Linked DNA regions of Homo sapiens: region 2 is linked to region 1. The links are chromatin loops, found by intact Hi-C in ENCODE. Cell type or tissue: heart left ventricle. All regions are shown on one strand. Links, peaks and the distances in the headings refer to the core of each region. The heading gives the core; the rest is flanking DNA. Region 1 overlaps VSTM4 (V-set and transmembrane domain containing 4). Region 2 overlaps TMEM273 (transmembrane protein 273).

Region 1 (16,267 bases), core at 5,109-13,108:
TTGTCATCTTCTTTCCAATTGTCTGGAAGTCCAGCTGGATCCCAAGGTGAGCCCAGTACGGCAGAATGGGATAGATTGATTGACTCTTGCTTAAGGCTCCAGCCTTCTGATTGCTGAACTCATTGGAAACTGTTACAAAAATGCTCTTCCATCAGGAGATTTGCATTTTATTTCCACAAGTCTTTGAGCAACATTAGTAATCTGTGGTTGGAACATTTGCCACTTGTTCCTTAGTCTTGCCAAATTTTTTCTCAAAGCATTCCATCCTCTTCAAGCCCATCTACCCTGCTGGGGCCTCTTCCACTCCACACTTGAAGGTTGACCAAGGTGAATTTATATTAGCTGCTCACAGCTGTGCTGAGGAGGGCAGAGTATTTGTGGAGTCAGGAGACCTGCTGATTGTCCACTACACAGCCCTTGCTGTTGGCCTGGCTGCATCCCACAGCTCTGTTTCCTCATAGTCTGTGGACTCAGACCCCTGGCTTGACAATATATCAAATTCACTTTGAGATAGCACAGGATTAGCAGCTGCAACAAGATACTTATGGGAGAACCTTGGGAAAATTCCCGAAGATCTGGCAGGGTCCATGTAAAAATTTTTCTTTCTTGTAGGAACAAGTAAGATTAGGACTGGTGTTTCTAATAATCAGATGCCAAAGTTGCTGCACCGTCCTGTGAAATATCTGCACTGCGGGGGAGTGAGGAGCATCCAGTGATTCCTTGCATAGGGTTAGTTTAGAATCCCAGTTTGTTAGCTCTTTCAACACATGTGTCCATAAATAGATTAGGGAGAGCTTGTTGCTTTCTATCCTAAATAAGGGAAAGGGAACTGTAATTGGATTAAATCAAGGACCCACAATTTCTGACCCTGAAAGTTGCATAAAAAATGACCCGAAGGCACCTGTTGGTTAGAATGGCAGCAGCTCATTCAAGGTGTAGAGATTGAAGAGTCACCCCCTGAGGCAAAGGACTGACAACAAAGGGCCATTCTGAGGTTGGCGGGGGTGGAGGTTAGAGCAGTGAATAAAACAAGTGAAAGTCCCTGTACTTAGACAGCTAGTGTGGATATGGGCTCAGTAGGTCTCAGGCACTGTTCTGAGCACTTCACACACATGAACCCCTTTAACCCCTGCATCTACTCTGACATGGGCATTTCTCATCATCCCCATTTTACAAATGGGTAAAATAAGGCACAGGAAAATTAAGTGACTTATCCAAGGACATAAAACTAGCAAGTGGCAATTGAGTCTTTCAACCCTGTGAGCATGTGTTTGCCAAATTTTAAAAGGCATACATTTCACCCAGGGGATTTGGGCTTGAAAGCAGATTCTGATTCAGTAGATCCGGCATGGGGCCTGCCATTCTGCATTTCTGAGGAGCTCCCGGGTGACACTGACATTGCTGGCCCGTGGACCACATGTGGGGTGGTAAGGGTCCACACCATGATGGGTATCCTTGGCCTCCTGGAAACCAAGCTCCTTGAAGATATATGTGTATTGTTCATCTCCGTGTTGTCTTCATCAGGACCTTCTTATCCTTATCTAGGCTTGATTAGCTGAAGCCATGGAAATCCAGCCAAGCTTTTTCAGGAGAGAAGTGGGCACAGTCTAAGGGTGCAAAGCTCTTGGAATGCAAAGAGAGTAAATACAACATGCCAGGCCTTGTGGGGCCCAGAGTGCCATCAAGCTTTGGCCTCTCATCTTCCCTCTGCTATGCAGGTTCTAGGCTCCGCTCCATTCTGCTCACTTGTTTTCCAACATGGCCACCCACAAAATCCACTGGCTCTTTCAATCTCAGGGCTCACAATAACCACATGCACTCTGTTTCTTATTTTAAGTGTTTGAAGGGGGAATCTGGCAGTCAGTAGATTACAGGGGCTATGGGTATTGAGCAGGTCAAGGAGGTTGGGTGTGATGGACAAATTGTCTGATGTATCTTAGATCACATGCAAGGTCAGATATTCACTAAGAGCTCCTTCCTGGAGGTCCAGGTTGCTTCCTTTGGGAGGAAGTCAGAAAGAAATATATAATTCATATATTTTACCAAGCACCTATCAGCTGCCAGGCAATGTGCCCAGTGATAGGAATACAGAGGTAGAAGATATAGCCACTACTTTTTAAATAATTTAAGTTCTAATGGCAAAGGAGTTCTGTGATCAAGGCAACCTCTCAGCAGAGCAAAGCCCTCCTCCTGAGAACAATTAGGAAAACTGAAAATAAAGTCTATCAGCACTTCTGCTTTCTGATTCACATATCTACATTTCATAAATATATTTGTATTATATAATTACATATATATGTATATATACATATATTACATGTGTATATACACATATATATTACATATGTATATATACACATATATATTACATATGTATATATACATATATATTACATATGTATATATATACATATATAACATATATAATTATATATATGTGCATATATATCCAACTATCTTAATTGTTATCTGAAGGACTAGATAGGTAGTTAGATCACAGAGAAAAGCAGCAAAGTGAGCCCAATTGCTGGAGACGTTTAACTCTAAGAAACTCACTCATACTTAAGCAGTGCTAGTTGAGAGAAGCTATGGAGAAAGTGACAACCAGTATGTTTAGGAGGTGAGTTAGTTTTTGGCAGTTCTAACAGTGAGATAAAAATTGGGAGGTTGTGGTAAATACCCCAGGATTTTTGCTGGGGAACCCTGAAGGACCGAATGAACCCTGAGTAAGGGCAAACCAGAAATAGAGCGGATTCTATAAAAACTGAAAGCCTCTCAACAGTTCAAACCCTGATTGGATTAAAGTGACCATCCCCCTACTCTAACTTCCTATCAGGGAACCAAAATTTTATCTAGAGTCACCAAGATTTTCTATATACAATGTCTGGCATTCAATTAGAAAAAAGTTATCAGGCATTCCAACAGACAAGATCTAAAGCAAAAACAGATAACAGAAAGGAGTCTATGGGAAGTGCAAATATGAAAGTTTATCAGGCATAGACATTAAAATAATATGATTGATATGGTCGCAGAATTAGATGACAACCTAGAGAAATTCATTAGAGAACTGAGATATCTACAAAAGAATTAAACAAATAATATAGAACTGAATAAAAAGAATAAATGCAATTAAGAACTTAATAGAAGGGTTGTACAGAAGGTTAAACACAGATGAAGAGAAAATTAATGATTTGGAAGATATGTCAATAGGAAATATCCAGTGCAAGGCCCAGAGAGACAAAAGGAAGGAAAATTCAGAATTGAGATCATGACAATAATAATACAAAAGTTTGTGGGAGAGGCAGTAAATCGAATTTAAGTTCTAGGCCATCTTTGCCGTATTTCTTGTCTCTTTTGTTGATTCTATCTCCATTCAATTCTGGTCCTAGATTCTCTTGTCTAGAGCTCTTCGTTGTGGTAACCCCTGAGCACATGTAGCTGGGTAAATTAATTAAACTTAAATAAAAGTAAAAATTCAGTTATTTGGTAAGACTGGCTGCATTTAAAGTATTCAGTAGCCACATGTGTCCAGTGGCTGCTGTATTGGACAGTGCAGATATAGAACATTTCAATAACTTCAGAAGGTTCTATTGAACAATAATCTCATTCCGTGATATTTTACATTTTTCATCAGTCTGTTTTCTAGATCTTTACCTATGATGATGTTACCCCTGTACATGGAAACTTTCCGTGGGCCCAGACTCCTTTAATGTGATGTTCAAAGTTTCACACAGTGTAACTCAATTCTGTTTCCCTGCCTGTTGAAAGCAGGCAAAATGAATTCAGTGATCTACCATTACCTGAAAGAAGACAAAATGTTCTCACAATTAGATGCCTGTGGCTCTGTGGGTCTGTCTTGCATGGAGAATGGTGCTCAGAGCACTAACCTTGAGTCATCTGATGACTTCAGGTTCCTCTATCCAGGAATACTGGGACAAGTACACTACATTTTAGAAAGATTCCCACTAAAATGGTAAAATAAATCATGTATTAATTATTGGGTTTGCCACTGGGAACTTCTTATTTTTCAAGTCTATGGGGCAAGTGGGGCTTTTACTGAACTGCATCCTGAGCTTGCCATTTACTGGCTTTTAAACATGGATGACTTAACTTCAACCTCTCCTGTGCCCCTTGTTTCCCAACTGTTAGGTAAAGTCCTTGCACCCCTCCCTAACATGTGAGTTTTGACAACTAAATGTGGTTTTGCAAATGTAGAAATTGCTTTGTAAATGTAAGTGCCATGTGTACCATGTGGCATTATTTTTTCATACTGTGCTGTTTCTTTTTTGTCTTTCAGTCATTTCCCTCAAAGCTTCTGAAGAGTCATCCTTTGAGAAAACAAAAGAGACTTGGGCATTTTTTGAAGGTAAAGCTTGTATATTTCTTTTTTTTATTGCTCTATAGTTGCTTTTTCTTTTTCTTTTTTTTTAAATTATACTTTAAGTTCTAGGGTACATGTGCACAACGTGCAGGTTTGTTACATATATATGCATGTGCCACATTGGTGTGCTGCACCCATTAACTCGTCATTTACATTAGGTATATCTCCTAATGCCATCCCTCCCCCTTTCCCCCACCCCACGATAAGATGCAGCCTCACTTTTAGACAATAGGAAGGAAACAGAATATAAAGAAAGGACCCTAACTTCTTAGTTTTTAAGTTGTTTTCTTGGTCTAAACTTACTCAAAGTGAGATGGAAATCCCTGACAGTATCAGCCCACAGTTTTGAAAGAGTGGAAGTTAAAGCACCAGTCCACATAATTTTTGTTTGTTTTGTTTTGCTCCAGAATTCCTACTCCCAGGTGATATTAGGGACGAATCTTCAAGTGATATAAAAATGATAAGTACCTCTACTGTGACTACATTTTATTTCAGGTTGCTTAAGGAGTTTGGGGTTCTAGAAACAGTTTGCAATCCTTAACCAAGTAATTTTCAACCCATGCTAGAATCACTCATGGAATGTTAAGAACATGAATGCCTGGACCACATCTCTAGAGATTCTGATTTAATTGGAAGTTGTTAAAAGCTCCCCAGATGATTGCAGCATGCAGCCAGGCTGAGAACCATGGCCTTGGAACAGTGGTTCCCAAAGTGTGATTGCAGACCGGCAGCATATGCATCACCTGGGAGCTTGTTCCAAATGCACATGGCTGTGCCCTGCCCTAGCTTATAGAATCAGAAATTCTAGGGATGGTGCCCAAGAAATCCGGGGTTTAACAAGACATCCAGGCAATTCTGATGCACATTCAGGTTTGGGCCTTAGGGCAGGGGTTCTCAACAGTGGGTGACTTTTGCTACTCCAGGGTACAGTTGCCAATGTCTGCATGTATCTTTGGTTGTCACAGCTTTTGGGGGTACTCCTGGCATCTAGTGGCAGGGGCCAAGGATGATGCCAATCCTACAATACACAGGATAGTCCCCATGACAAAGAATTTTGGCTCCAAGTATCCAGAGTGCTGAGGTTGGAAAACCCTGTCTTGGAGTAAGGAAAGTTCGGAGAAATTATTATCATAAAGTGGGTGAGGATTATGATCATAAGCAATTAAAGAATGCACTTTGTGAGTTCTCTGGCAGAGCTTTGGATCAGTGAAAGGCTGATTAATGTTCAAAGGTGGTCAGGAACTTTGTAAAGATTATGTCTGGTGATGGTACAACATTTATTGATGAGGAATGATCTAGCCAAAAGTCTCTAAGGAGAGGCACATGTCTTGAGGCCTTACTGTCACCCTTTGTTAACCCATTGTATGATCTGGCAGAAGGAGGGCCATCCTTAGGGAGCAAGTACTTGCTTTCAAGCTCACCCCTTCCAATGCCTAGTTATAAAGCAGTAGACTGAAACACATTCTGTCTTAGGAAAATGTAACTTTTATTGTGAACATCGTTTGCAGACCATAAGGTGTCACCCACATAGGCCTCTAGGATTAATTGTTTTGTTTTGTAGTCATAAATATTTTGTTTATGAGATTGCACTCATGAGAATCCAACAGTGATTCTTTGTATTTCCTGATGTTTCTCTGCATTTTTGTAGTTGCCTTTTTCTTTATTTGATGACTGCCTCCTAGTAAAATAATCCCCATTTCTCCCACTCAGCCTCTCATTAAGAGAATGCCTACTCATTGGCATTGGCAAAGAAATGAAAATGACTTTACTTCTCATAGAGTGAAGCAGTAGTAAGGGCAAGGTTTACCTTTCTCATTACTATTTAGTAAAATTGAGGCAACCCCATTGATGTTTGCCCCATGTCTCTGGAGCTGCCCTGTGACCAGGCACTGTGATGGGTTGGGATATGGAGAGGGCCTGGCTGTGGCAAGGGTAGATCACTAGGGATGTGACAGCTGGAGCCTTATGTATCATCAGATGCATCAGAATCTTCCAGGGAGACTTCAGGCTCCAGCCCCTGAGGTTCTGGTTATAACATTAGGAAGGGATCAGAGAACTTTCAGGGCCACAGGTGATTCCTATGCAAGTGGTCTGAGGACCATACTTTGAAAATGCCATGGTGCAAAAACAAGACCATATATTTGGAAAGATTGTGGCATTTAGACCCAACATACCCCACAGCATAATCAGCATTTCTGAAACCCTTTGTGCAATTAACAGTATCTCATAATTCATGTGCAGCTATAGAATGTCAGGGTTACTCCCGACCTAACTCTCTACATGAAATCTGTAGCCCAGTATGTGCTCTCTTCTCAACAGAGAGAATCAGGCCTCATCCAAAAGCAGAACTGGCATTCTCGCTATGTGTAGTGCCTGCCTCAGAGCAGCTGTTTACAGACCAATCTTTTCCTATGATTTCGGCAGCAGCAGCGTCTCCGTGCTTTGCTTTTTTAACCCAGCCGTAGCTTTGGCGAGGTTAGAGGTACAGTTGAAACTCCCTGGCGCATGATCCCAGGCCTTTTGCCCTTTTGTTCCTGGACGAGAGAGCTACAGTAGGGGTTGTGGATGGATATCCATCCTCCTGGGGCTTAGTTCATCCTGGCTGTGAGCCCACTGCACAAAAGAGGCATTGATTGTCAGGCCTCTTTGTGAGATGCTGGAGTGAGTTAAAATCCTTTGGGGCTATCACTCAGGTATTTCACCCTGAGCAAGATGGTATTACAGGCTGGATTAAAAAATAGAAATACACAGCCTTATGTCTCAAACTGCTATCTCCTGACTTTTCCATTTGCCCTGGAAATGTACAAGACTGAAGCTTACTTTCTTGATTCAGAAAGCAGGGGAGAGCGGGGTTCCTGGACTCTGCTGAGGGGCACTGGGGTCACTCTTTTTCAAAGGAGCACTGAATATACCCCTGCTGGGATCAGGGTTGCTGGGCAACAGGTGCCATCTGCCTGGCCCTGGCTTGGTGGGGCTGTTTGGGAGGGCGGGAGCTGGCATGCTGACATTATGCACCCCAGTCTTGGCCTGTCTCTGCATGGGCAGCTGCTCCAGCCTGCCAGCCCTGCCATCTGCTTCAGGGAGGCCTGGGCATTTTCTACATGGCAGCTTGCAGTTGAGTCTAAAAATGGCAGTGATGCCTTTGGAAGTTCAATGGCAAAAGACAAAACTGTAAATGATTTAAGAGAAAGGGAATGTAACATGATTTTTAGAATTATTGTGGGTGTGCAGCTATATGTGTTTTTTTTTCTTTTCCTTTTGTTTTTGATGGAGTTTTGCTCTTGTTGTCCAGGATGGAGTGCAATGGCATGATTTTGGCTCATTGCAACCTCCGCCTCCTGGGTTCAAGCAGTTCTCCTGCCTCAGCCTCCCAAGTAGCTGGGATTACAGGCATGTGCCACCACACCTGGCTAATTTTTGTATTTTTAGTACAAAAATTTGTACTAATTTGTTTCACCATGTTGACAAGGCTGGTTTCGAACTCCCGACCTCAGGTGATTGGTCTGCCTCGGCCTCCCACAGTGTTAGGATTACAGGCATGAGCCACCATGCCTGACCATATGTGGTATTTTAAAAGTGAACTCCAGATTTGATTAATTGCAGATATTTTGTTAAACTCAAGCCTTTGTTGAAAGGTCTGGCTTCAACCTTTCAACCAGCATTATTTGGCCTAGTCTGAGTTTTAAAACTTTTGAGCCAACATTTTATAGAGAGATTTTTACATAAAAAGGTAAAGGATGAATTGGAAGATCTGGCACCACTGGGCGGGCATTCCAGCCTGAGAGCAGTGCCCTGGAACTGAGTGCGGCAGGGCTTTGCATTAGCTGACATGACAGGAAGGTGACTCTGCAGTCGTAGGAATTTGTGACCCTGGCTTCAATGGCTCAGAGTTTAACTGTTGTTTGCAGAGAACAGCCAGGGAGGGGGGTTTTCATGTTTTGAGTGGACACAGCAGGGTGGTTATCTTTATGCAACAAAAGGAATGCTTGTAACAGAAGGGAAAAAAATTCGGAACATAGGCATACTGGTTGCTGCTCAATCAAGGGGAACTCAGGTGGTCTTTCTGAGCTTTTCTTCTCCTGCAAGGCAGCACTTTTTACAGATCTGTAGCTTCAAGAACAAAACAGAGAGTGGCCATGACCGGTCTTGTGTGTGTGGGGAGCCACACGCAGGCAGGAGGTGCCCGCTGGCTGGTGTCCATAACTGGAGGCCTGTGTGTTTGGCGGCCAGCTGAGCCTTCCAGAGTCGCCAGATGTTTTCTGATTCTGTAGCCCTGGCTGCCTGTGGGGAGCCCCCTTTGAGCCATGTTGAGGAAGCTGTGAACTGAAACTGTAGCTTGGGCCTTTTGAAGCCCCTGACCTCCTGCCTGGGCAGAGTGTGCCCCAAATGTCTGCAGCATGCTGCTAGGGACACTTGGGGAGAGATGCCTACTGCGGTTCTTACCTGCAACCTTGTCCCTCCTGGGTTCCTGCTGTTCTGAAGCGAAGGAAAGAGCTCAGATGAAGAGGTGAGCTTGTGGATCAGCTGCTGTGCTCCATGGGCATGGAAGCTTTTGTAAGACAATTTTTCTCTCCACTCCATGAATAAGACTAAAGGCAAGTTTCTCTGCCTTTTGGTCTGGGGACCACATTTGCATAGTCCCTTCCAGGCAGGTGCTGTGTTCACCTGCCTGAGGTTCTGTCGGCCTGGCAGCCTGACTGTGTTGTTCACCATCTTCTCCTGCCAGCAAGGGCTCTGCCATCCTGTTCTGGAGTAGTTTGCTGACCAATGTGGAAAGGCAGGACTGGCCGTGGGTTTGCTGGGTTGTGGCCATCCTGTGCCCTGGGATCCTGCCACAAATCCTGGTCTGTGAACTTTGCTCTGTCCCTGAGTTCGTCATGAAGTGTCTTGTCCAGAATCCAAGAGTCCTGTTGCTGAGTTTCACACTGTTTAAATGGATGCTGCAGCCTCTCTCCTAATTCTGACCCCTCACAGAGTTCTCCACCCTGTTAATCTACAGAGCCCACACATCAGAGACACAGGCATTTACTAGAAAGGCAGTTTTGATTTTTAGCTATGTGAGAACTTTCTCAAGCTCCTCACATTCCATCAGCTTCTGGACCTCTCTAACCTGACTCTGCCCCCACCAGCCTACTGACAGGGCTTTCCTCCAAGACTTTCCCAGTAGCTTCCTAGGAGCAAAACAGAGTGGATGTTTTCCAGCAGTTGATGCTATTAAGGCATCCTTCTTACAGTGCTTTCTTCTGGGCTTCCAGAACTCTCGCCCCAGCCCTCCTCTGCATCCATGACTAGCTCTGATCCTTTGTAGGAGACTCCCTTCCACACACCTGCCCCTCTCTCCTTAAATGTTAGTGCAGATGCACCCTTCACCTGCTACCTTGCCCTAAGGCACTTTCTACTTATTTTATTTTCAGTCCAGACATCTAAATTGCCAAGAGCAGAAATCTATTCAAACTAGCTTAGGCAAAAATGCTGACTGCCTTAAGAACACAGGAAGATCTCATAGACTCCAGGGGCAGAGGTTCTGCTGGGCTTCCCTGGGGCCTAGGCCAGGGAGGGGAGAGTCAAAAGGAACCTGAATGTCTGATTCCATTTCATGCCCCCTTTCTTCTCATTAACCATAAGCCTGACCTGCTTCTCCAGGCTCTCCCTGGGAGCCAGCCACCTGCTACTCCCAGTAGGCTTGCTTTTTCAGCTTAAGCACTTAACTAACTGCTTCTCCACGCCACAAGGGCTTTACAAATGTTCTTTTCCTGTTGACTCAGCTATTCCACTTCTAGGAACTTAATCTTGAGAACATATTGTGAAAGTTGTACTAAGGTTTAAGTTCATGAATGCTCACCACAGAATTATTTATGATGGGGAACAGGTAGAAACACTTTGAGTAGCCAATAGTAAGAGATTGTTAAATCATTGCTGATATATTAATATGATAAACTTTTATCATATTTTTCAAAATGATTCTGAATCATTTTTGAAAAGAATTTATTGAGAAAATGAGAGAAATTGAAAAAAGATGTGAAAGTATATGATCTCAATTTAAAAATATATGCATATTCATCATAAAGTATACCAAATATTTATTAATAGTAGTTATCTCAGGGTGACAGGATGGCCGATGGCTTTTTTTTCTATACATTTTTGTATTTTTTGTTATTTTAAATACAACTCGGTGCAGAACTCTAGCCCTCTTGGAAGCTTCTCTCAGCCTCCCCAGGCTGGGCTGGGTGTCTCTGAGTGTTCCTGGTATTGGACACACGTTCTTATTGTTACACTTACTAAGTGGTCCTCTATTTCTTGAAGAGAAAGCCTTTGTGTGTGCATTTTTATCTTTCTTGGACTCAGGAAAGTACTGACCATGGCTGATAGTAAATGTCTGTTGGTTGTAGAAAGTTAAGTCAACAGAGAAACATTTTTGCTAAGTTCAAATAAATGCCTGTGGCATTTTTCTTCAAAGATGGTTAGAATAATGCTTTTGGCTTCCCTTTTCACTTTCTGAGCAGCTTGGCATTGTATTGATCAGACTAATGATAACGTTGATTATTAGAGTTTAAGAAATGTAAGTATATGTAGCTGGGCACTGAGTCTCATGCCTGTAATTTTAGCTACTCAGGAGGCTGAGGCGGAAAGGTCTCCTGAGCCCAGGAGTTCAAGGCTGCAGTGAGCTGTGATTTTATCACTGCACTCCAGCCTGGGTGACGGAGTGAGACCTTATCTCTAAAAGAGATGTATGTACATGAACATGGTTTAACTGTTCAACTTAGACAACTTTTTATTTTGAGATTATTGTAGATTAATATCCATTTCTGGCCAGGCACAGTGGCTCATGCCTGTAATCCCAGCACTTTGGGAGGTGGAGGTGGGGGGATCACCTGAAGTCAGGAGTTCAAGACCAACCTGGCCAACATGGTGAAACCCTGTCTCTACCAAAAATACAAAAATTAGCTGGGTGTGGCGGCGTGGACCTGTAGCCCCAGCTACTCAGGAGGCTGAGGTTGGAGAAATGCTTGAACCTGAGAGGAGAAGGTTGCAGTGAGCCAAGATTATGCCACTGCGCTCCAGCCTGGGCCACAGGGCAAGAAAGAAAAAATCAATTTCTAAAAAATCATACACAGAGATCCCTTGTACCAGTTTGTTTCCTTTACCTAATGTCTCCCAATGATAGCATTTTGCAAAACCATAAAACAATATCACAAACAGGATATTAACATCCATACAGTCAAGATACAGAATATTTCTGTCATTATAAGTGGCCCTTGTAGCCAAACCCATTTTCTTCTCACCACCACCCCCTTCTTAACTGCTGGCAACCACTCATCTGTTCTCTATTTCTATAATTTTGTCATATCAAGAATGTTACATTGATGAAGAATGTCATATCAAGAATGTAACCTTTTGGGATTTTTTTTTTTTTTTCACTCAGCGTACTTCTCTGGAGATTCATCCAGGTTGGTGTGTGTGTCGATAGTTTGTTCTTTTTATTTCTGAGGATGCTGTGGTGTGGATGTACCACACTTTGTTTAACTATTCACTTGCTGAAGGATATCCGGTCTGTTTCCAGTTTTTGGCTACCCAACATACATGTACAGTTTTCCATGTGAACTTAAGCTGTCATTTTTCTGGGACAAATGCAAGGAATGCAATTTCTGGGCTGAATGGTTGTTACAGGTGTCTCCTTTGAGAAACTGTAAAGCTCTATTCTAGAGTGGCTGAGCCTCTTTACATTCCCACCAGCCACGTCTGAGTGACCCAGTTTATCTGTATCCTTGCCAGCATTTGGGGATGTCACTATTTTTTATTTTAGCCACCCTGAAAGGCATGAGGGATATTTTACTGTAGTTGCATTTTGCATTTCTCTAACAGCGATAGAAGTCAAACATTTTCTCATGGGATTGTTTGCCACCTGTACATTCTCTTTAGTGAAATGTCTGTATTTTTTTTTTTTTCATTTCTCCAACAGGATTGTGTGGTTTTTGCTGTTGAGTTTTTAGAGTTCTTTAGAGTCTGGATAGTAGTCCTTTGTTGGATATGTGGTTTACAAATATTTTCTCCCAGTCTGTTTGACTTTTTATCCTCTTTATATGTTTGTTTACAGAACATCAGTTTTTAATTTTGGTAAAGTCAAGTATAGTATGTCAAGTTTTACTAATATAGACGGTGCCTCTTGTGTCAAGTCTAAGAACTCTGTCTATTCTTAGATCCCAAAGATTTTTCTTGTGGGTTTTTTCTGAAGTCTTCTAGCTTACATTTTACATTTAGGTTTGTGGTTCATTTTGAGTTAATTTTTGAATAAAAGGTGAGGTTTATTTTAGTTTTATTTTCTGCCAGTGGAAGTCCCATTGACCCAGCACCATTGATTGAAGAAACTGTCCTTCCGCCGTTGAATTACTTTTGCACTTTTGTCAAAAATCAACTGAGCATGCCTGTGTGGGTCTATTTCTGGGCTCTCTGTTCTGTTTCATTGATCTGTGTCTGTCCTTGCACCAATACCACACTGCCTTGTTGACTGTAGCACTGGGATTTCAAATATTCCAATTCTGATTGTTCTCTTGCCAGCGCACTTCTGCTGCGGCCCCCAGAAGGCTGACTCACGTGTCTGTCCTTGCCTTTCAGATCTCTATGTGTATGCTGTCCTCGTGTGCTGCGTGGGGATCCTCAGCATTCTGCTCTTCATGCTGGTCATCGTCTGGCAGTCTGTGTTTAACAAGCGGAAATCCAGAGGTAAGAAAACAGATAAGGTCATGTCTGGGATGGGAGCACACCCCGACCACAGACGGGCGGAAGATGCTAGACAAAGTACCACCTTGGTGGAAAAGTGCATTGTGAGTCAGGGATTATTTACCTGTGACTGTGGGCAAAGTGAGCAAGCTGTGTTTCCCTTGGACTCTGCTAAAATACACTGTGGCCATCATTGACATCACTGAATTTCCCCTTTCTCGGTTTCTGAGGCCCCTTCCTGCTGTCAATCTCCCTGAAGAGTCTGTGGCATCAGATGAGCCTAGGGTTGGATTTTGACTCTGCAGTTTGAGGCTGAGGTTTTGGGCAAGTTCCCGAGCCATTCTGAACATGGGTTTCCTCATTTATGAAAGGAGATTGACACCCTCTTCCCTCAGTGGAATGTTCTTATGAGCGTTCACTGGCAGGCAGGTGGCACTTGGGAAGTCTCCCCAGTTCTTTCCCTGACCAGTCTGAGAGTTCCCTTCCGTCTCCTTTCACTTTGGTGTCCCTGTTTCTCTGCACTCTGCCTTCAGCCCCTTCCTGCCTTCCTCTCAGGAAAGTGTAGTTCTCATGACTCTCATATCTCTATGAACACTGCCTGATTTCTCGAGAGTCTCTGCTTCTCCCCGAGCCCCGATTTCACTTGCCCAGCAGCTCCTGTTGGAGGTCTCCTTTGAGAGCCTCTCCCTGCATCCTGCTTCAGAATCTCCAAAACAGCTTGGGGACACTGTGGCTCCCAGAGATGACCAGGGTAAGAGCCGAGCTCTGGAAATGGACCGACTCCGGTTCCAGTGGCTCCCTTACTTACAGGCTGACAACCTCCTTCTGTGCCTGCTTTCCTCATCTGCGACATGGAGGAGGCAGGAGTGCACCAGTCTCAGGCTCATAGTGAGGACTAAGTTACCAAAAGAAAGATGCTAAAACCTGTAACACAGGCTCCAGCGAATGTCCTGCTTTTATGTTGACATATGGCTCTAATTATACACAATAATTGTCACTGTTAGCTCAAGGTCATAGAGCTTGGAAATATTAGATTCAGTGGTCACAGTTTGAGGGGCCACTCCAACAGTGACTCTGTGCAGCATTAATGCAGGGGTGTGGGCAAGCCTAAGGGACAATGAGGGAGGTGACACATCCAATGACAAGTACCCATGGGATGCTGTTTCCATCCTAGACCTTAAGGGACAAGGAGAGGGGAGGTTCCTGGAATGCACCATGCGTTAGCTGCAGCTTTGGGAGAGGTGTCACCATCAGGGGTCTGCAGAGAGGGACTCAGCTCCTGACAAACCAGGAGGCAGCTGGGAGGGAGCCAGGATGGTACACTCCTCAGGCCCTCTCCCCTCCCCACTTTGGATCTCCTGCTGCTATTGCCCTTGGTGCCACCCACCAGAAGCCAGGGGGTCAGGAACAGGAAGGTGCCTCCAGGGCTGAGCAGGCTGGACAAAGGTGGACGGGGATCCAGAGGGCAGTGGAGAACTCCAGCATGCTCCACAATCGGCAATGGGGCAGAGGCTGTAGCATGGGTGTCTTTCCTCTGGAGCCTGTGCTCTCCCACCAGCCTCTGCCTGTGTCTCTATGCTGTCCTTCAAAGCCAGCTCCAGGGCCTTCCCCTGCAATACCCACCTCCCTCATCAGTGGCAATGCAGCTTTTTCCTGTTCTCAACCCCTGAATACTCTTGTGAGCTTGTGGCACATTGCACTTGTGCCTTGGCATGGGCCTTCCTTCAAGAGGACAGTGTGAGAGGCAGGGACCACACATTCAATTCATTCTCCTTGGAATGTGGCTCAGGACAGATGCTCAGCACATGGTGGACAAATGGGTTTATTTCCCACCTGCCTTACACCCAACTGTTGGAGTGTGGAAGCCACATAGGCAGTTTCCAAGCTGGGTATGCTCTGAAGGCACTTTTGCCTGGGCTCAGGGGCATGATCGAGAGTCTGCACTGGCTGCAGGCCCTGCTAGGCCCTAGACAGGATCAGGGAAACAAAGAAGGGCCAAGAAGGGCAGACTGGGACATGTGCAAGCACCTGGCATCCTCCTCCAGGCCTCACAGAGAGGCTTCAGAGAATGGGGATCCCAGCTGCCTCATCCCCACTGGAGTGGGCCTCAGATGGTCCCATTTGCACCTGTGCACAGTGCCTGAAAACCCTCCCCAAACCACAGCTGTCCAGAGCGTTGTCTGAGCACCCGCTGTGGGCCAGGCACCTCATATGGCCCCTCCATGTGCTTATGTGACCCTGGATGAGAGCGACAATGCTCTTACCTGACAGCACAGCTGAGGAGCTTGAGAAGGCCCTGAAACCAGGGAGCGGTAGGGTGAAGTTGAGCCCCAGCCTCTCAACTGCTGGAGTGTGGAAGCAACATAGGCAGTTTCCAAGCTGGGTTCCCAAGCCTCTCATGTTTCTATTCAAGAAAACCTTGGCTATCGGGGGCTGACCTTGCCAAGGGAATTTTTCTTTAGCCCTCCATGGCAGTTGTTGCTGAGGCTCTTCCAAGACAGCTCTAGCCAGTACCTGCATCTCCTAGTAGTTTGGTTTTGGTTGAGTGCAACTCCCATTGGCAGGGCAGGTCTTGCCCCATGCACCTCCAGGAGCCAGGCATCTTTCAACTCACTGTGGGGCCAAGGATGGAGGACCGTGCATGATGGGCCTAGGTAGTCTCCTTCAGCTGGGCCCAGGAGTCTTAGAGCAGCCCTCCCCAAAACTTCAGGAGCAGACCGTTCACGTGGGAACCTGCTCAAATGCAGATTCTGATTCAGGATGTCTGGGGCAGGCCTGCAATCCTACATTTCCAGCCAGCTCTGCTGCTGGTGTGAGGCCATGCTTGGAGTAGCAAGGCCTTAGAGCTGTTCTTCTTACCTCTATCCCATCAAGCATCCTGCTTTTACAACAAGTATTTTGGAATGATCTCTACTATTTTAAAATGAAATTCATAGATGAGCTATACTATGTGTACCCCCTCAAATCAACTTAATGCTTTATAATTAAAGGAAAAATCAGAGGAAAGCAATTTATAGCACACTGAGACAAATTCTAGTATTACACCTCTTCTTTGAATCAGTGTGAATTTCAGAGAAGATAATAATCCTTTATATTTGACGCTTGAAATAAACGCTAGATAAGCACCTGTTTGTATATGCGAAGACTCAACATGCAGGGGACAAGGAT
Region 2 (16,267 bases), core at 4,779-12,778, 77 kb before region 1:
GTCTCCCTTTCCATGTCTCTGTCTTTCTGTGTCTCTTTCCCTCTGTACTTTTCCTTTCAGTTGCTCTTGGCAGTCCTGAGAATCACATTTCCTGGAGAAAGGTGGGAGAGGAACTAAAATTGGCTTCACACAGAAATTTCTGTTCTCTCATCCAAATGATGAGATCAAATAAACCCAGTCCCAGTAGGCAGCGAGGTTGGTCCTAAGTGTGGGCGGATGGTGGGAGGTTCTGTTGACACTGCCTTTGTGGGTCAAGATGAATTTTTTTTCATAAATTGGGAAAGTCCTTCTCAAAGCAGTACTGAGTAGGCCCTCAGAGAGAAACTGAGCTGGCTGACATGCACCATGGCACAGCCCTCTGCCTCCTTGGCACCCAAAGTGCAGTATTGATTTGCATCCCTTCTCTCAGGGTATCATCCCCAGACTCATCCTCTGTTGTATTAGATGGCTCACTGCAATGACGGTGCAGTTTTCCATGGGGTGCTTCTGGGGAGAATAGAGCCTCACTGCCTTCCTGGAAGACGTGATTATGATCCGTGAAGATAAGCAGAAGGGGCTGGTCTGGGCCGGGAGAGGAGGAGGCTTCCGAGATGCTGGCGTGTGCATCGCCCGAGGGGCTTAATAGGCCATGGGAGTTTGCTTATCCTTGAGTTTGCTTATCCTTGTGTATCCCCACAAATAAGGGGAGGAAACAGCCTCTTCATCACATAGCAGCCAGGCCCCGGGTCTCTCGAGGGCAACCGTGAGTGAGAGGACCAAGGAGAGGGAGGTGAAAGCTCTAGGGAATGCTCTGCACCTCTTGTCACACGACCCCCTTCCTAATGCCCGGCTTTCTCTGTTTAGACACCATCCCGCTAAAGAAGAGAGCCCCAAGGTAAGGTCACTGCCCACACAGTCAGGGAGAGGTATCGTGTTCTCTCCTGTCTTGACCGTGCCACTCCCTTGCCTGTCATCCCCAGCCTTCTCTGCACTCTGGCATGCTTTCTAGGTGACTAGAATGCACCTCGTGGTCCCCTCCTTACACTCTCTCCTCCTCTGGACCAGTGGGCAGGTGTCACAAGAGTGAGGGCCACAGGCTACAGCCGTCAAAGGGAGTAGGGCTCGCCTCTGCATAGCCTGGATTAGATCCTGTTCCACCCCCACTCAGACCCCTTCAGTGCATACCCCTGACTTTCAGAATGAGGCCTCCAGCCCCTGTCACTTGGGAGGTCACACGTGGTTTGTCCCAGGTTTCTGGGCTTCCCTGCTGGCATCAAGGTACCCTGCTCTTCTGCACAGAGCCCACGTCCTCAGGGACGGTCCTGCCTTGGGACCTTTGCACTTGCTGTTTTCTGTAATTGGAATGCTCTTTGCCAGAAAGCTGCAAGCCTCGACCCTCTTTTCCTTCAAATCCCTGCTTCAGTGTCACCACTGCATCATGGAGGGCCTATTTAAGGTACAATCCCCTCTCGACTCCAGCCACCATTCTCTTCTCTTTGCTTGGCTTTAGTTTTCTTTATAATTCTTTGCACTAGTTGATGCTATACGATATATTGATTTGTCTATTTTGCATGGGTTTTTTTCTAAAATGTAAGCTCCGGGCGGGTAGGGTCTTCCTTTTCACTTCTGTAGCACAGCACTTAGCACAGTGCCAGGGACAAAGTGGATACTTGCATATGTGTTGAATGAATGAATAAATAACTGAACATGAGGCCATGGGCTAGGTGCTGGGGGTCAAGGAGAGAGAAGTAGGACAATCTCCCCCAGTCTACAGGGGAGACAGGCAGGTCCCAGGTGGTGGCTGCACAGTGGGGGTGGGGGTCCCGGGAGGTCTATGGCAGGCTAAGCATGTGTTGCCTTGTGTCTTGGGGGTGCAGAGGGCTGCATAGCCACTAGGAGGTGCAGGGGAGCCTCAGGCTACGTGCGGAAGGACTAAGAGAAGCTCATGAATGCAGAGGGAACCCTAGTATATGTAGGCATCATGGGTAAAACCTGCCGCTGACAAACATGCAGTGTGGCAGAAGCAAGTGTTTCATGTGACGATATGGAAGGAAGCGCTGGAGAGATAGGTAGTTTCTATGCATGTACAGTCAGAGGGGCTTGTGTTAAGCAAAGGAGTCTGAAATCTGTCCTGAAACTTCTGGTCACCTACAGATGGGTTCTAAGCAGGGGAGAGAGAGAATATTTTTTGTTATATGGTGGCATGGAGGAGGGCCCAGCTGCAGCCAGGAAGATGTGCTGGAAGCCCGGACAGAGACTCAGGCCTGGTGCAAAGCCCTGCTGGAGTAAGTCCAGGTGGAGGCAATGGAAAAAATGAAAGATGGGAACAAAGTTAAGGAGGAGCTGGCCCAGGGACCTGGGATGAGGGACTGAGACAGCCACTGGAGGAGAGAAAAGAATCTAGAACAGCTCAGAGTTTTCTCTGAGCAGGTGCCCTTTGGGAAGTTGGTGGGGGAGCAGCTTTGGGCAGTGAGCTGGGTGAGATGATATTTTTTTGAACATGGTGAGCCGAAAGTTTCTGGACACTTCCATGTAGAGGAGATGTCTAGTAAGTGGCTGGCATTTAGGACAGAGGTCTGGGTTGACACAGGGTTAGTGGCTTTTAGAAAGTACCCAGAGCCCAGTCTCACCCTCCAGTTCTTCCATGGGACCAGGGACTGGGTAACTTCCAAGTAGTGTCTATTGAAGGAGCGGATGGATTAATGGCTGCATGAGGGATGAACGCATGGTGCATTGTGGCTGCGGGTCATGACTCATCAGCCCTCATGGAGTCATGCGCTTGGGATGAGCTGGACATGGATTTTCTTGAGAAGTTCACTTTTTTTGAGGATTTCTCCTCCTACAGATATTCTAGTTTTCAGCAGTGGTTTCTGATTGTGAAGCATTAAAGCACATTTCATCAACTCTGTCTCCCAGCACCCCATCTCTCCTTCTGTTTCTGACTCTCACTCTCCTTCTCTCTGTCCCCTCCCATGTCATCCCCCCACCCCAAGTTTGTGTCAGTCCACTGGGTCCTGGGCTGGAGAAGACAGGATATATAACTTATCATCCAAGACAGCACTTTGTGAGAGTGAGAAGAGGCTCTGTAAAAGTTGCACCAGGATGATAGGTGTGAGCCTGGACTGTCCTAGGGAAATAGGGATGTGTGGTCAACTTAGATTGAGTGGGCCTGTGAAGTGTCCAGGCCCCGGTGGCCACACAGCACTCCTCTTGCTGGCCATGTCACGTTCTCTGCATCTAGGGCATGTAACCAGCTTCAGGGGGTTTTGGAAATGTGTGGTCGAATTGGGGATATTTCAGGTTGAGGGACCAGAGATGCCATATGTCCCATCTCTCTCTCTCTCTCTCTCTCTCACACACACACACACACATGCACATATTCACACACCCAGACCCACATTGGCTGAAGTTGTCACATTCCTTTTTATAGAAGAAACATGCCGAACTGCTCCCAGTGCCCCCAAATCCACTGATGCGGGAGAGTAGAGTTCCATGCTGGCCAGCTCTTCACACCCCTCCCTTCCCCCCGCCCTAAGAGGCCTTTGCCCCGGGCAGCTCTGTGTTCTTCTAGCCCTAGGGGGGTTGGCACAATCACAGGTTCTCCTAAGTGTGCAGCTGCGGCACCTGGCCAGGAGGGTGTCCCAGTCCCCGCTGACCCAAGGGCAGCACTCAGATGGCTGTGGGTTGGGCGCTGAGTCAGCATCTCCCACCATGGAATCAGGGTGGACTGGCCATTATAAGGGTTTTCACACAGGGCTCTTGGAGGACATGAGGAGGCCATGGATGGAGTCTGGAAGGGTGAGAAGGATTGACTTCCTAGAACCTTTGTTGCCTTTGTGGGTCCAGGTAGCGGTAGCATCTGTGGTGAGGAGTGCAGGAGGAGTCTGTTTTGAATGGATGGGCTGTGTTGGCCATGGCGAAGACCCTGGCACCATGTGGCCTCAGGGGCCCTCTGCTGGGTGCTTAGGTACCCAGGCAGAGGACACAGACTGCTGTGGCCAGCTCAGCCCCTGTGGTCAGGAATATTGAAACATGTGGAGATTCTAGCACAGTGACCTTCTCACCACGGGGAAGGCTCTAAAGTACTAGAGCTCCCCCCAGCACAGGGACGCTACCTTGACCATCTGAATTCCTGGCACACATTGAGGGGGACTTTGAGTTAAGGCACTTTGCTTTGCAAATCGCCAGACCTTGAAGCAGACCATGCTTCAGGGACATCTTAGCCACGGACTTCACATAGAATGAAATTTCACAAAGCTCGATCCTTAATCCTGTTGTGTGTGTGCGCACGCATATGTGTGTGTGTGCATGTATTGCCTGTCTATATGTGTGTGTGCATTTATTGCCTGTGTATATGTGTGTGTATGTGCATGTGGCCATTCATGATGGACTCTGACACACATACATCTGTGTGGGATGATGCTGCTGTGAGCAATACAACACAGACCCATTTGAAAACACTGCTGAATGAGCAGTCACTGTGCTTTTTATGTTCTTATGCATGATCATCTAAGAGGAGCGTCTCTGTTATATGTGTTTTTTGGAAGTTCTGGGTTATTTTGAGCTATCAGGGCTATAGAAGGCATTTTCCATAATCCAGGAAAGATGGCTCCAATAGTTATTCAACAATGAACTTTCTGAAAGCGAAGTTCATGAGAAAACATGAAGGGATGCTAGAGGAAGCAAGTGGGTGAGGGAGGCAAGAAATAAAGGCCAGGAGAGAGGGAGGCTGGGAGGCAATGGCTGGATGGGAGTTTATACCCCTGATAATTAATACATCGCCCTCACCACGTGCAGGGAGCTGTTCTTGGCAGGTATCGTAACAGAGCTCCTCTGCAAATAGAGGGACTTTCAGAGAGGAGAAGCAGGATTCGAGTTTCCAAAACTAACACTAGATGGAGTCAGGCTGAGTCATGAGGAAGTCAGACCCAAAAGAGCAAGCTAATGACAAGCAAGCCACTCTCTTGCAGCAAGTTTTGCATTGTCTTTCTGGCTTCTAAGGCTTAGGCAATGAACACCCTTTTATCTTGTTTTGCAGGCGAAACCACAATTTCTCCAAAAGGTGAGTTGTAAGAGTGATCACTTGTCTTAAAAGGAGGACAGGCAGTCTCTGCCCCATGGGGCTGCATGGGTTTTCGGCATGACCTCTCCCTCCCCTGGCCACGTGGGACGGGCAACCATGGCATGGCCAGGAGCCCTCATGCCAGGACAGCTGTGAGACCAGGAATCAGCATCACCTTGGGACATGATGGTACTTGGCAAGATTTAACATGAAGCTGTGGGGCATTTGCCCAGTTAGAGCTGAGAAAATGGTTTTAACAGGATAGGTAAACTTTTTTTCATTCTCCAAGACCTATCCTATGATAGTGTCCAATCTAATAATTAGCCAATTTAGTCCATTTGATGAAAAAAATTCCCAAACATCTCTTCATGTCATCATGCTATCAGTTTGGCTGGGTATTTGCATCTCAGTGCTGCTTTGGGGTCTCGGAGAGGACGAAGCCTGTATGTGGAGGGCCGGTCTACAGAAGGGGACAGGATCTCGGACCCCTGATTGAATGAGCCTATGGATGAAGACTCCTAGGAATGAAGGCATCTTCACCAGGGTTTTGAGAATCATCATTTCACAATCCACATTCCCCAGCTTGGCTTTTCCTCACCTCATGCCCCTTGCATGTGCCAAACCCACTGAGAATTTGCTCCCTGTCTGACCAGCCCAGGATGGTCACACAGGCCTGGGGCAATCTCTTGACCTCACTCTCCTGCTTTATGAAAAATTTTCAAATCCAAAGAAAAGTTGAAAGAACGGGACAATCAAAATATATACACCCTTCACCTAGGGTCACTCACTGACACGGTGCCCCCTTTGCTTTATCTCTGTGTACATAAGCCTTTTTTGACTGATCTACTTGCAAATTAGTGTAGATATCATGATATTTCACCCCTGAATACAGCACCATTGTGTTTCCTATTGTGTATAATCACAATACAGTGACCACTCCTAAGAAAATTAATGCTAATTTAATATCATCTATTATACAGTCCATATTTAAATTTCTCTGGTTATTTCAGAAGTATCTTTTATTGCTCTATTTTTTATTGTGCTATTTTCCAATCCAGAAAAAATATTTGTATTTATTTTGTCTTTTTTTTAAGTCTCTTTCAGTATTGAACAGCCCCTCTGCTTTTTATCCTTATGGCATTGTTAATTGAGAAGTCCCTAAGCCCCGTTGTCTTATACAATGTCCCATTTTCTGGATTTGTCTGATCGTTTTCTCCTGAGTAGATTCAGATTGAAGTTTTTGGTCAGAAATACCATGAAGTGATGTTGTGTATCTTTTGTTGTATTGCATCACTGTTGGTGATGCTTCGTTTGCTTGGTTAAGGGAGTGACCACTAGATTTCTACATTTGTAGAAATTAGAATTTTCCCCTCTGAAATGAATAATACGAGGGGTGGCACTTTGACACTATGTGAATATCCCGACCCCCAACAATTCCTCACCTAATGATTTTATACCTATTCATGATCCTGCTTCAAGCAGTTTTTGCCATTGGTGATTACAAAATATTGACTTTCTAATTCCAGCATTTCTTCTATATTTAATAGCTGACATTCATCCACAAGGAAGCCTTTTTATTCTATCTCCCCTTTCTCCTTCTTTTGTTGAGGATTATTACTGTGGACTTCAAGGCATTTTAATCCATTGCCATCATGATTCTTTCTGAAGCCCAAATTGTTGCAAATTTGGCTAGTGCAAGTCACTTCTTGGTGGCCTCTGTGCCCTTTAGACAGAACCCATTAGTCTTTGAGCACATGCTAGACTTCTGACAACACAATATCTCAGGCTCACCTTGACCTGCTCCCAAGGGTAGCACAAGGGTCTAATTTTCCCAAGGGTCCCTGTTTCTCTCTCTGTCTCTCTCTCACTCTCTCTGTCTCTCTCTCACTCTCTCTCTCTTTTATTTTAATTTTTACTGTGGAATCATTTTTAGAAACTAAGATCTGGGCACAATGTGTGCTCAGGGCTACTGAGGTGTCATTGCTTCTAGGCCCTTTCAATGGGCAGAGTCACGAAACGTGCATTTAAATTACACACTCAATATCATAAGACTTTTCCTAAGCTTTCCCTAATCCATGTGTCTAGATTGCCTTCTCCAAAGTAAAAACCCTGCTTTTCCACCACATAATATTTTTACTCATTTTCTCTATTCTATAATACACACAAAATGCCTCCAGAAATTAGAGCACTATGCAGCTATAGACCCACTCAGTAAACTTGCATATTTCTTTGCAGTGGCTTTTACCCTTAGAATTTAGCCCTCTAGGTGTGCACAGCCAGAGTATTGTGTTCAAATGAAATTAATTATATTCTCTGTGTGGTTATGCTATCAATTGGATAGAGAGTCAGAAACACTTGTTTTAGTGTGTATTATATTTTACTATTTCCTGTTTTAATCTTTTAAAATTTTAATTTACATAGTTTTCTTTACACAGTTTATCTCTGAATCGTGTGTCATGTACACGATTCAGAGATAAACTATGTAAACAGATAAACTCAGAGAAGTGTTTCTCTTGTAACTGTCCACTCTACCGTGTTCCTACCTACTGCTTTGAAGTTGCTATTTTCAATAGTTCCTGGTTTATTCTTTCTGTGATACTTTTACAAAAATATATTTAATTAAAAACACTTTTATATAGACACACTTTTTAAAATAAAATTAGAAGATGTTTACATATAGATGTATATATCTGTGCATATATACTTTTCCCAGCACTTGGATGGTTTTATTGTTTACTTAGATGTCTGATCCATTTGTCATTTATTCTGGTGTGTGGTATGAGTTAAGATCCAATTTTTTCTTTTTCCCAAATGGCAATTGAATTATTCCGATACTATTTTTTAAAACCACCCTATTTCCCCAGTGTTTCATTTGCCTCTTTTATAATGTTCTAAATTTCTGTGCGTACTAGGGTATTTCTAGGCTTTATTCTCCATTGGTATTTGCGGTTATTCATGTGCTGAGAGCTTCCTGGAGAGGCTGAGCCTAGAGAGGCTTCCTGGTGTGCTCTACCTTCTGGTGGGGCTGGTTCCCTCCACCCGCACACACGTTGTGCTTCCTTTGCAGGGGACATTCTTGCTATTTTATTCCAGCTATTCTTTCATATTTATTTTTCCGTATGAACTTTAGAATCAACTTCAGAATCTTTCCACAGAAACAAAAATCTTTCATGGTGCGGGAGCTGGGGGAGGTCCCAGTGGAGAATTTTATGATGATTGCTTTGTGTTTTTGGTTATTGGGCTTTTGTATAGACCAAAGCAAAGAAAATAAAAACAACACACAGAAAAAAAAAAAGAAGCAAACATCCTGGTATTTAAATTGGGGTTGCATTATATTTACATATTAAGTTAAAGATGATTTACTTCTTTACGATGTTAAGTGGCTCTCCATGGAAAAGAGATAATTTTTTCATAAAAAATTATCTGATTTTGTGTGTTTCTGTTTTTGTGTGTTTCAGGAGAGTTTTCAGATTTTACTCTTATAAGATTGTCATATTTTTTGTTATATTTATTCCTAAGTATTCTGCCTTTGCTGCTTTCAAAATGGAGTTTTTGCCATTATGTCTCCTACCTGGTCATTGATTGTATTTTGATTTTGGGGGATTATGTTAGCATTATAGGGGTTGCCTTGTTGAATGCTTTTATTCTTTGTCTCTGTTTTCTTCTCCGTCCCTTGAGTTTTTATGATATTATGTCACCTGCCAAAATACAGATCTTCTTTCCCAATTCATATGCCTTTAATTGTCTTCTCCTCTCTGATTGCATTGGCTAAAAACACCAATGTTAAATAATAGTGGAAAAAGTGTGCATACAACATGCGTCTGCCAGACTTTGATGGGAAATCCACTAGTGGTGTCCATCAAGTAACATGCTGGCTCTAGGGCTGAAGCACACATATCTTATCATGTTAAGGAGCATTCATCAGTTCCTATTTTACTGAGTTTTAAAAATCAGAAATGTGTGTTGGATTTTGCCAAAGATTTTTTTCAGTATTAGCAGGCATAAATGTATCCTAACCAGATGAACCCTGGGGCTAACCAGAATGTATAGGAATCCTCATTATTAGTTTTACTTTTGTTTCTTTTTGTTCTTCTTCTTTCCTTGTTGGTCTATGTGATTCTTGGAGGATGTGGTCAAAGATTTGGGTTAAGTAGCCACTAAATCACATGGTATGCAACATGCTCTTGCTCTTTCTCATGATGCCAGCCCGGAGTACCATGCAGCCTAATTCACCTACTAGTCCAGCCAGCAGATGCTGCCCTAGACTCTGCCAGCCTTATCTCATTTTCTCCAGATCGTGCCTGGCTCTCTGGTGGCTGGTGACACACCCATCTGCAGAGGTATCGCTACCTGTCAGAGAACAACTTCATCCATAAGGTAGCTCAGCAGTGCCCCTTCTTCTGCTCAGGGCAGCCAGGGGTGGGAGGAGGCTGCTCTCTTGGGCTGCCCATCTACTCTGGGCATTGATATCTCAAGTGCAAACCTGGCTAACTCCAGCTTCTTTAGATCCCTTCCTTATCAACACCTGAAGGGGCCTTTTAATTCAGGGCTTGTTAAAGGCACTAGGAAGGATGAACCCTCTGCTCAGCCTCTGGGCCTCTAAACCCCATTTTCTTCTGAACCTTCCATCTTTTGAAGGAGAAAAAAACCCCTGACGGCATTTGAGGCCCTTGCTTGGAATCCCTCCCTTTACTTTTCTCACCACTTCCTCTCACCATATCTTGCTGGTTTCCAATGTCTTTCTTGTCTTTAACGTTGGTTCTACTGCCATCAAGCTCTATATCCCTGACCATTACGTGTGTCCTTGGTCCTCAAATATGGGGTAGTCAAATATGTGCTGTCTGTTTTATGGCCTTTGACGTGGCTTGTCCCAAAGATGCTTCACTCTGTCCCGCCTTCCTGCTGTTGCTGCCCCATCTCTCATGAGGAGATCTTAGCTGTCAGGAGACTGTGACTGAATATACACAATGGAAAGTCATACACAATTTTGCATCATTCAATGTAAGCATATATACCATTCTATTATATTCTAGATGTCTATGTGAAACTACAGTGAGGGTGTGAATTTGGTCTCAAGGCATGGAGGTATAAGTGAGGCCCTTCGCAGGGTCTGCATCCTACTTTCAGTCCACATTCTATTGTTTCTGAGTCTGGTTTGTTGACTCATCTTCTCTTCCATGTTTCCCCTTTTTTAGACACCTATGCTGCCCTTCCCTTTCATCAAAGCTGGTACACCAAGCACAGAGAAGTCTCACCCTCTGTAACAGCTCGTAGTTCAGATGTGAAGGCATTATTTTCCAGTTCTATTCTCATAGGTCTATCTATCTTGTTCCTCGTAGCATCTGGCCAGATCTGTGCAAATTCACCAACTACAGAAAGTGAAAAGTTTCCCAAAATATGCCTATTAACCTCGAGGAATGACTTCTCTTTTTGTCATCAAAGTGGATGAAGTTTTGTTTGCCTTGGGTTTGGCAGGCAGAAAACAACTTCCAGGTTGAGCTCTCCCCTTTACCCAGAAGCCACTGGCCTTCAGTTCCTTTCTATGTTGCACAAGGAAGTGGCCCACCTTGCAGGCTTTGCTGATGAGCTTTTATACCTGTTTAATTGTGTGAATTGCATAAACACATGCAATCATTAGAGTATAGTTGCTCTCTCAATAAGTCTTCCAGATGGTTCTCTTCCTTTCCAGAGATGCACAGGTGATTGAGCTGTAGGTGAGCAGTGACGTGAAGAGGGGTTCTAGCCCCGTGGAAAACAGCCCATGGTTAACATCTCAGGATGTTCTGCATTCAAACACCCAAGGCTGGTAATGAACTTTCACATGGACTGAATATTGGAGGCAAATAATAGAAGGAATAGAATATACAGTGCCTCTGTCCTGAAGGAAAATATCATGCCTCTTCTGGAAGAAACGGACTGCACAGAGGAAGGATTGAGCAATTTAGCCTGCAGTGGAAGAAGGTGGACACCAAAAGCTTCACCCTGTGTTGGAGCTGTTCATGCTTCCATGAGGCCATGGTGTCCATGTCCGTGGAACCTACCACAGAAAATGGCTCATGAAAAGGGGAATCCGACCCAACACACAGCTTCCTACACACTGCCATCTTATCAACAGTTAGGCACTACTTTGTAGAACGATTAGCTTCACCCTCTTAGCTGCCAGGAGATCCCTTCTTAAAGATGGACTATGTGAAGATTCGGGAGTCCTGAAACATGGGGACTCCGGGATGGTCTCTAGCCCTATCGATGATGAACACTGGCCTTCTGGAGGGGAAATGGCAGTCTGGGCTGGCGTGGTAGGAAGGGCTTTGGTGTTCATGGAATGGGCCTGCTGCTCTCAGACCTTCAAAGGATGGAACCAACGAAGGACCAAATGAGAAAGCAGATGCTGTGCCTTGCAGAGGGCCATGAATGTCAGTTATTATTTTTCTCCTTATACAATTATTTTGTGGTTATTATTACAATGTACATGGCTGTTGCATAGAAGACATGACTGGTGGAGGCTGAGGAAAGCCATGACATTCTACAATTGCCATCAGGCTAAGGCCCCGTGAGCATTTCTCTCCCTTGTAATATTAACCCTGTATTTCTGGGATCACATCACGGAATATTCTTTGCCTTTCCACTTTCCAGGAAATCTCTCGGACTGGGCTACCCTCCTTGTGTGTGATGAAAGATGAGCTATATTTCAGAACAAAGTGCTGTGTTGTCATGATTTGCCTGGACTCCCAGGGCGTCTCTTACCCAACTTGATAACGATGCTGTTCATTAGCAGCCTTTGTTAACTGATAACCAAGAGCGGTAATGTGATACTCATAAGCAATTTTCTGTGTGTAGGATAAAATAAACCATCTTGTATGGGATCTGCTAATTGATTTGCTTCCTTCAGCAGCATTTTAATTAAGACATCTAGTTTGTGAACGGCAGAAACACTTGTGAACTGAAGGTGAATGCTCCTGGAATTTCAGCCATCGTTTTATCTTCTGTACACACAGCAAAACCTCAGTGTTCTCTCCCCGACCCCACCTCATGACATATTTTCCCAACACCACCACTGGACTCTGGTTTTGTTTTAGCCCCACACAAGGTTTCCCAAGTGAAAAACAGAGAGAATTATGCTGAAGGCCAGTGTCCTCTCCTTGGGTCATAAACGCTGACATCATCTGGGAGGCAGATGGGCAGGAGGCCCTGACATTGAGGTCTCTCTGGCTTACACTCCAAACCCAAGCTCAATATCTTCCTTCTGGATGTCCTTCTAGTCCTATTGGAAGCTCTTTGAAGCCCCCCTCAACAGCTCTTCTCCATAAGAGTAGCTCCTGGGGATGCAGGGTCCAATGGGCAGTAGCTCTTGGAAGTGACTGAAAGGAGTCCTAACAAGCCATTGGGTCTGCAGTGTAGCCTCATGAGTCAGGGCCATTCCAGCATGGTTGCCTCACCCTGTGGTTTGACAGTATGCTAGCAGAGGCCAGAGTCTGGACTAAGCCCCATCCTCCCAGCCTTGTAAGTTCTGGGACCCTAGGACACATACAGCTTCCCCCAACACAGCCCACCGCAGCATGGAGAACATCATGCCCTAAGGGAAGGGGACAAATTGTTCTCAAATGTCAGGAGGAAGAGTCAACCTGCACAGGGAAGCAGGTCGCAGATGGCTGCAGCCAGCCAGGTTCTAATGAAGTGGATATGGTTTAGGGCCTCCAGGATTCAGTACGGGAAGGAGGGGAAGGTGAGATGGGACAGGGTTATCTGGCAAGGTCAACAAATTAAAAATCATCTATATATATATCAATCTATATAGTTAAAAGTGTGTTTAAATTGAATCTATACAAATTAATACATAAATATGTGTATGTATGGGTGTCCTTCTCTGTGTGTTGAAAGTACACGTATCATGCAATTTTAGGAAATAAATGCAGGTTTGGAGGAGTTAATAATACTCCTTTCTAAGCAGGCAGGGTTGCTTAGACAGAGGGATACTGAGCTGAACAGAGCCTGAAGATGCAACCTTTCCATCATCAAAGCTGGAAAACAGCTGAGAGGCAGACAAGCTAGGCAGTTGGAAATAAAAATATCAGCACTATTGTGACTTTCAAACGAGTCACGGCATGCTAGCATCCCTCTGCAGCCTCTAGAGTCCCTGCAGCATCCATGCTGCAGTCCAAGCAGGAAGTGAGCATGGCCCAGGTGGAGTGCTGGCAGCAAAGAGGCAGAGAATTGGGGGTGAGGGTGGGGTTGGGATGGACCTTAGGGGAAGAGATGCCAGCACTTGCTGGTGGATCGATCTGTCAGGGAGGCAGAGGGAGTTCAGAACAACCCCAGGTTCGGGAGTCATTGGATGTGGAGAGCCTGAGGAGCAATGGCCTTAGAGAGCTCTGCAACTGGGTCTTGGGTCTCCTAGGCTATTGGGGAGGCAAGGATGGGCTGCATTTGGAGAGAGTGAACCTCACCTTTCTACAGGTGTTCAAACCTGCAAATCAGGGTTAAAAGCACGTGTCAAAGATTATTCTAGAACATGCTCTGGGATTTATGAGAGAAGATGGGGAGAGCCAGCTTGGAGGCTCCTTTCCCCTGAGATGGAGTGTGCAGGTTGGCTGCTTAGACAGAAAGAGGCTGAACTGGGCAGACCTGAAGATGCAGGCAGAAGGGGTAGTGGCCTGCGACAGGAAGTCCATACCGGGCCAGGTGCAGGCTATGACTGATTCTTTCCCTTCTAAGTCATTTGTCTTAATCTCGGATTTGTCAAATTAATTAATCATCCTTCAAAGAATATGATTTTTCATGAGTAGATTATCATCAGATGACAAATGAGTGGCACATCTCCCAGGCTCTGTATACAGATGCAGAGAAGTCACTCAGGCCTTGAATGTCCCAGCCCCCCTTAGCAGCATATTCTATGTCCCAGTGTTCACTATCCTGGAATTTTAACGGACTCATGACTGTCTTTTCATTTGTGGCCCTGCTCTGTGCAGTACAGAGCAGTGGTAGAGTACATGAGCTCTATAACCAAATGCTGCTTTCTGAGCTGGACAAATTATTTAATGGTGCTATGCCTCAGTTTCTACATCTGTGCAGTAGGCTAATGGTTGTACCTACTCCATAGGATCTTTGTGAGAATTAAACAAGTAACGTGTGTAAAGTTCTTAGCACACTGACATGTTGTCAGCACTTGGTAAACATGAGCTATTACTTATCATTGGTTTGAGGCAACTTTTACACAATTCCAAAATTCAGAAGATGAGATTATGGAAGTTTCTGTTTCATTCTTAATTTACATATGTATATGTATAGTTTTTTTTTTTTTTTTTTTTTTTAGACAGGGTCTCACTCTGTCGCCTGGCTGGATTTCATTTTCACAATCACTATTCACTGCAGCCTTGACCTTGCCAGGCTCAGATGATCCTCACACTTCATCCGCTTGACTAGCTGAGACTACAGGCGTGTGCCACTAATTTTTGTATGTGTTGTAGAAACAGAGTTTTATCATGTGACCGAGGCTGGTCTCCAACTCCTGGGCTCAAGAAATCCTCTTGTCCTGACCTCCCAAAGTGCTGGGATTACAGGCATGAGCCACTGTGCCCAGCCTCTTTATATATTTTTAAATAAAGTTTTTATTTTAGAACAGTTTTAGACTCACCCAAAAGTTGAGAGCATAGTTGAGAGAGTTCTCGAATGCTCCACACCTAGCCTCCCCTGTTATTAACATCTTTCATTGGTATGGCACATTTGTCACAATTTAATGAGCCAATATTGATACATTATTATTGACTAAAATCTACACATTATTTGGATTTCCTGTTTTTATCTAGTATCCTTTTCCCGGTCCAAGACCCCATCCAGACCACCACATGACATTTAGTCACAGCATTGCCTTAGGCTCCTCTTGGTTGTGACAATCTCTGAAACTTTCCTTGATTTTGATGACCTTGACAGTTTTGAAGAACTCTGGTCAGGCATTTTGTAGATTGGTCCTCACTAAAGTCTGTCTATTTTTCTCATGAAGATAAATTTCTTTTAAGCTAAGTTTAACATAAAATTGATTATAATTATGCAAAAACCAAGTGTTCACCAATCTTTATTATTGCTCATAAAATTAGCCAGATAGCTGGCAAATCCCACTTAAGTTTGAACTGGGTAGGCTCAGTAAAAAGGAAAACTTTGCCTGTGTAAATAATGCAAAGCAGATGTTTCTAATGAGTGAGGGGCTGCTCTGGTTAGCATCATGCAATTGCCATGTGCTTTAGGTAGCAACACAGTCCGGGAGAGCACCTGGGGCTCCGTGTAAGGCAGGGTAGATTGGACACTGCTGTCTTTCCTCATCAAGAGAACACCAGCCACCTGTGCTCACCCTGTGGCTAGGAGCTCCTGGTAGTGTGCTCTGAGCTCTCCAGAGACATGGATCAGAGCTGCTCATTATTTATCTCAGCAAAAAATGAACCATAAGGAAGCTTTTACAATGTGGTTCTGATCTTTATCCTGTTTCCTGAGTTTAATTCAAGAGATGGCAACAAATTGTGAGTCAAGCACAACTGCTGACTGGCAGAAAAGAAATTGAAACCAGGTCCAAGAATCACCCCAAACATGTTCTGATGGGGTATTTGCAGCCAGCAGCAAGGGCTCTACTACTGACTGACTCCAAGGGGTGGTATTTTGTGGACTTCTTCCCACAGCATTCAGAGGATGGGGCTGTGGATGGTGCTCTTCTCACCTCCGTTGGCTTCTGAGGTCTGCTCTCATTGACGGCTCCTGCTCCTCCTGTCAGCCTTGACCTGGGTTCCTTCTGTCCGGATGGAAGTGGCACTGACAAACATAAGGAAATGGTCAGTCTCAAAAGGAAAATAAGACACAATGGAACAGGAGAAAACCTTCTCAGGGGATGGTGGCAAGCACCTGTTATACCCTGTGGATACTTTACTCATGTAAATTATATCTGCACTCGTAGCCTAGCTTTTGTAGACACAGCTGCATGCACTCTAACAACCCACCATTATGATCAGTGTGCCCCTTTGTGGATGGAATCGTTCCTTCTCACAGTTCAGAGTGTGGGCCTAATCCAGCTGGCTAAGGTCTAATTCCTCCTGGCCAATTGCTTACTATCTGTGCGCAACCCCTGACAAGTGACTCAACTTCATCTTAGTTTTCTCGTTTGTAATGACCATGATGGCCCTAGGGGGTTGCTATGACTTGCCAAAGAGTTATTGCATGTAAAACACTTGGAATAGTGTCCAAAAT

The links. A loop is a pair of places that touch in the nucleus more often than their neighbours do. Peaks named below come from ENCODE experiments on the same cell type or tissue, not always from the same donor. Only the 100,000 strongest peaks of a DNase experiment are listed, where the experiment ranks them.
Region 2: it touches region 1 in a loop (9-fold over the local background); 4 of 110 quality-filtered maps call a loop at or near these places.

What each region holds. Positions count from the first base shown.
Region 1 is chr10:49,074,054-49,090,320 of GRCh38, reverse strand. It overlaps VSTM4 (V-set and transmembrane domain containing 4), which reads left to right. Exons shown (of 8, transcript NM_001031746.5): 3 at 4,298-4,366; 4 at 12,995-13,102. Among named protein-coding and RNA genes, the nearest start is that of VSTM4, 33 kb to the left of the region's middle. In heart left ventricle, for the core only: no CTCF peak of the experiment used is centred there; DNase peaks (open chromatin) are centred at 6,895, 7,359 and 8,590; H3K27ac peaks cover 2,308 bases.
Region 2 is chr10:49,150,373-49,166,639 of GRCh38, reverse strand. It overlaps TMEM273 (transmembrane protein 273), which reads left to right. Exons shown (of 7, transcript NM_001288740.3): 4 at 844-874; 5 at 1,357-1,435; 6 at 5,018-5,041; 7 at 10,731-11,904. The coding sequence ends at 10,748. FAM170B-AS1 (FAM170B antisense RNA 1) reads right to left here. Exons shown (of 6, transcript NR_038973.1): 6 at 15,093-15,835. Among named protein-coding and RNA genes, the nearest start is that of FAM170B, 24 kb to the right of the region's middle. In heart left ventricle, for the core only: a CTCF peak has its summit at 4,865; no DNase peak of the experiment used is centred there.